Regions from separate parts of the Homo sapiens genome. Here region 1 is linked to region 2. Evidence: read pairs that join two places in POLR2A ChIA-PET (ENCODE). Cell type or tissue: PC-9. All regions are shown on one strand. Region 1 overlaps PALLD (palladin, cytoskeletal associated protein). Region 2 overlaps PALLD (palladin, cytoskeletal associated protein).

Region 1 (2,500 bases), 170 kb before region 2:
ATACAAACAATAAAATAGAAAAATAACATCTACTACATGGATTGTTCTGAGGATCAAACTGTTCACTTTTGAAAGCAGGTAACTTCCAAGCTGTTATGTAGGAACAACTTGCATTGTCACTGAATTCTTTCTACTTACTAGACTCTGCTCTTTCTCATGTATATTCCTTGTCTTCCCCAAGTTCCTCCACGTCAAAGAAATCTGTTGTAATTTCAACAGTCAATAGTGCCTTGATTCATGGGGATCATGCCAGGGGGTGGTCCCATAAGTCTTGTTTGTTTGTTTTTTGAGTCAGGGTCTCACTCTTTTGCCCAAGCTGGAATGCAGTGACCTGATCATCGCTCACTGCAGCCTAGAACTCTTGGACTCAGACAATCCTCCCACCTCAGCCTCTGGAGTAGCTGGGGCTACAGGCACACACCATCACACTCAGCTAAGTTTTTGGGTTTTTTTTTGTATTTTTGTAGAGATGAAATCTAACTATGTTGCCCAGGCTGGTATTGAACTCCTGGGCTCAAGCGATCTTCCTGCCTCAGCCTCCAACAGTGCTGGGAGTACAGATGTGAGCCACCATGCCCAGCCCCCTATAAATATTTCTTAACTGACAACATAGAGGATTCTCCCAAATATCATAGAGCTGGCTTTCAGGTAATCTATCCCCAAAAGTCAGCAACTTTAAAGGCAAATGGTAGTCATAATTTTTAAATTTGTCTATTTTTTCTATCATTTGTATATTCATATATGAATGTGAACCATATACATTTATGCCTATAGTACATATTCAGGATCTAAAAAATAAATGTTTTGCCAAATATTAGGATAGTCATGCCAAGATAAGATTCACAAAATTACTTATGTCAAATGTGTAATATACATACCAATGAAAACTTATTTATATGTTCTATATTTTATAGTATACCATGAATCTAACAGAATTCAGATGACACTAACTTAGGGAGAAGTTGCGAACCATAAAATTACAATTAAAATTAATCTATAAATTAAGTGACATAAAATTCCTTAAGAAAGAATGAAATAGCCAGGCCTGGTGGCTTGTGCCTGTAATCCCAGCAACTCAGGAGCCTGAGGCAGGAGGATTGCAGAGGCCAAGAGTTCAAGACAATACTGGGCAATGAAAGGAGACCCTATCTCTACAGAAAATAAAAAAGAATTAGCAGGACTTGGTGACATGCACCTGTAGTCCCAGCTACTTGGGAAGCTAAAGTAAAAGGATCCTTTGAGCCCACTAGATCAAGGTTGCAGTGAGCTATGATCACACCATCGCACTACTACAGCAGGGGCAAAATTGAAAAGAAAGGAAAAGAGAAGAAGAAGAATGAGATATGCCCAGGGAGTTAACAAAATAGGTCACCGTGGACATTTACCTTTGAAAGCAATATTTGCTTAGGATAAGCCAAGATGCTTATAAGGATATAAGCTGCCTGTTGACAATTCAAGGTTGATAGGATTCTGTAATGACTCACAATATTTGCCAACCCTCCCAAACCTTTGCTTCACCAAATGTTTGCTTAAGATGAAGAGTTTGGCATTAGGCACATGTTGAAATTCACCTGGGAGAATTTCCCTTCAGAGCGCCATGAGGTGACATGGCAGCTGCCCCCATGGTACACTCTGAAGGAACCTAAAGGACCATTGACCTGAGCATGTTCTCCTCTTGTGACTTTCACCACCCTCCCCGCCAAGGGTGTGCCCCCCAAAACAACAGTGGTCTGTAGATGTGAACATTAACATGCGAATGTGCACTTCATTTTATCTTATATGTCTGCACCCTAACAACTTTCAAAGCTAGTTTGAGGCTGTATGCAATAAAAGCATAGTACAATTGCCCAAAATCAATTAAGAAAATGCAGATCAAACCAAGTATAAAAAGCTTTGAACTTGAAATGTTTTCTCAATTTACTACCTTTGTCCTTTCTCTTCTTAGAATCTTAACTCCCTAGGACAGAGAATCTATCTTCTTTCCAGCTATGTCCCTGGCCTATGAAAGAGGTGCCTAGCACATAGTAGGCACTCAATAAATAAATGCTGACTGAATAAAACAATGAGAAAAGTAAGCAAAATAAATTTTTTTTTTAGCTAAAAACATCTGAATTTCTATGACTGGAAATTTAACCCTGAGCTTGCTAGTATCCGTGTGAAAGAGTCATCAAAGTTTACAGAATTCTTTGTCTAACAGAATTGCCAGAAAATAGAATAAATGCTTTTCTAGTTCCAAATTTTTTCATGAGAAACTTTCTTTGAGGGTAATGAGAAAGACTGACATCCACGTCTTTATAGATACTTTTTTTTAACACAATGTCTGACCTATGACTGATTTTGCTTTAGCGAAATGAGCAGGTAAAGTGTATTTTATATGTAGACACAAACAGTTATGTGTTATATGTATACACTAACATTTAGCACTGATTACTCTATCAAGTTTTTACCAGAAAACAGAGCCCGGGACACAAGCAACAGTTGATAAAACAGAAGAAAAACC
Region 2 (2,500 bases):
AATCAGGGATGACTCTGTGGATTCAGCTATACCGTTTGTGAGGACAACGGTGCCAATCTCTGAAATGAGGAAGACGGAAAAGGAATAGGATTGGAGACAGAAGGAATTAAGTGCTGTCTTTTGAACGTGCTGTGTGTGTGTGTGTGTGTGTGTGTGTGTCTGTGTGTGTATTTGGAGATGGAGTCTCGCTCTGTCACTCAGGCTGGAGTGTAATGCCGCGATCTCGGCTCACTGCAACCTCCACCTCCTGGGTTCAAGTGATTCTTTTGCCTCAGCCTCCCAAATAGCTGGGACTACAGTCACGAGCCACCATGCCCGGCTAATTTTTGTATTTTTAGTAAAGATGGGGTTTTGCCATGGTGGCCAGGCTGGTCTCAAACTCCTGACCTCAAGTGATCCGCCCACCTTGGCCTCCCAAAGTGCTAGAATTACAGGCATGAGCCACTGCGTCCAGCCTGAACATGCTGTGTTTGAAATCTCTATTTAGCTAGCCATGTGGATGTGTCAGGCCGGTAGTTGCAAATATAAACATAGATGTCTAGAGCACAGGGTGAGAATGCTGTATTTGGGGAGCATCAGGATATAGATGGTAACTAAAGCTGTGGGACTGGATACACCTCCAGACAGATCAGCTAGGGAGGAAGAGGGAATGGGGACGAGGAAGGGATCTGAATCTGAGCCTGGGATACTCCTGCCTGTTGAAAGAGGAGTTGCCAGCAAACAAGATAAGAAAGAAAAGCCCCCAGGGTGTGAGAGAAACCAGGCAGAATGCTGTAAGGGAAGGCAAGAGAAAGAGTTTCCAGAAGACAGGGCTGCAAGATGTGTCTGCTGCTGCTGAGAGCTCCAATCAGATGCGGGCCAGGAGAAAACCACTGGGGTCAGCAACAGTGGATGTTGTCAGCGATTTTAGCAAGAGGAGCTTGAGGAATCTGAACAGGGTTAAAGATCAAATGGTACTGGTTGAGAAAAGTTTGTGAAATATGGAAAGAGAAGCAGCAAATAACATACTTGTTGGAGAAGTTTGGCTTAACTGCCAACTAAGAGATAGGAGCTGGTATCTGGAATGGAGCATGGGGTCAAAAAGATGGTTTTTACAATGTGTGTGTTTTCAGGCAGGATTTACTAGAATATAGGCTGAAGAAGATAGTGCAAGAGAGAAAAATAGATCATGCAGGAGGGAGGAGAGTAAGATGGGGAAAGGAAATGGAATCTGTACTAGATGGCGAGAGGGTACCCTCAAGAACTAGCTGGCAGAGAGAGCTTCTCAAGAATTTCCTATGTAAATAGGAAAGATCCATGTAAACATGTAAAATAAATACAGACATCTCAAGTTCCCACCACTGCCTCCCCCTGTGATTGTAAAATGAATTACACAGACTGTCAAATGAATAGCTTTATGAGCTCCGAAGAGGGCAAGATGGTGGCCCTGAAATGTGGGATGAAGGAAGCTGGATTAAACCGGACCTTGTGGATAAAGAGGATTGGGGTCAGGAGGAGAGGAGGGCAGGGCAGCGTTAAAAAGGTAGGGAAGAGAACCAGCGTGACACAGATTGGCAGGTCCTGTTAGACACAGGTTCTCAGTGCTACGAATAATCAGATAAAATGTGTGCCCCTTTGAAGTGACATTGTGAAGCGTGCTGTGATGTGAAATGTGGAATTGTTCCTGGTAATCACATAGGGTAAAGCCCTTGGTGCTGGGACCACTGCCGTGCCTCTCTAGGCAGAGATTCCATTCACTGGGTTTTGAAAACTTTTGGAGAAAAGCTAAACCAGTTTAACTTTGGCCATTCTTCGTGTTATCTATTTTAAAATAACCTTTCATGGTATTTTATGATGGCTCTATGCTTTGGTTTCTTCATCTGGAGAAAATCAGATTGTTGTAAGGGTTGAGTGGGTTAATCCACTGGGGTGGTGCCTAGCACACAGTGTAGGCCATTATTATTTTTAAATACCATATTTTTATTTTTAAAAAGCTAAAATGTACGGATAAAAAGAAGATATAAAAATCATGTCTAGGCCAGGCATGGTGGCTCATGCCTATAATCCCAGCACTTTGGGAGGCTGAGGCAGAAAAATCACTTAGTCCAGAAGTTCAAGACCAGCTGGAGCAACATAGTGAGACCCCCATCTCTATAAAAAATAAAAAAAATAGCCAGGCATGGTGGTGCACACCTGTAGTCCCAGCTACTTGGAAGGCTGAGGTGGGAGGGTCACTTGAGCCCAGCAGGTCAAGGCAGAAGTAGCTGGGATGGCACCACCGCACTCCAGCTTGGGTGACAGAGTGAGACCCTGTCTCAAAAAATAAAAATAAAAAAGCATGTCTAATCCTAGTGCCTTATGACAGTCACTCTTAATATTTTTATCTTTCCAATTTTTTCCTACATGTGAGTACTTAAATTTTGCTGTATCTACTCTTTTGAACTTTTTTTTTTAATTTAACCTATTCTGTCACAGACATCTACCCATGTCATTAAACGTTCTTTAAAACCATTCTAATTCC

The links. ChIA-PET counts read pairs that join two places held together with the same protein. Peaks named below come from ENCODE experiments on the same cell type or tissue, not always from the same donor. Only the 100,000 strongest peaks of a DNase experiment are listed, where the experiment ranks them.
Region 1: POLR2A ChIA-PET joins it to region 2 with 7 read pairs; 2 of 35 experiments call an interaction of 5 or more read pairs at or near these places.

What each region holds. Positions count from the first base shown.
Region 1 is chr4:168,500,094-168,502,593 of GRCh38, forward strand. All of the region lies in intron 1 of PALLD (palladin, cytoskeletal associated protein), which reads left to right. All of the region lies in intron 1 of LOC107986198 (a long non-coding RNA gene), which reads right to left. Among named protein-coding and RNA genes, the nearest start is that of PALLD, 4.3 kb to the left of the region's middle. In PC-9, no CTCF peak of the experiment used is centred here; a DNase peak (open chromatin) is centred at 1,498.
Region 2 is chr4:168,673,759-168,676,258 of GRCh38, forward strand. The region is part of intron 3 of PALLD (palladin, cytoskeletal associated protein); the gene reads left to right. The region is part of intron 1 of LOC124900808 (a long non-coding RNA gene); the gene reads right to left. Among named protein-coding and RNA genes, the nearest start is that of PALLD-AS1, 26 kb to the left of the region's middle. In PC-9, no CTCF peak of the experiment used is centred here; no DNase peak of the experiment used is centred here.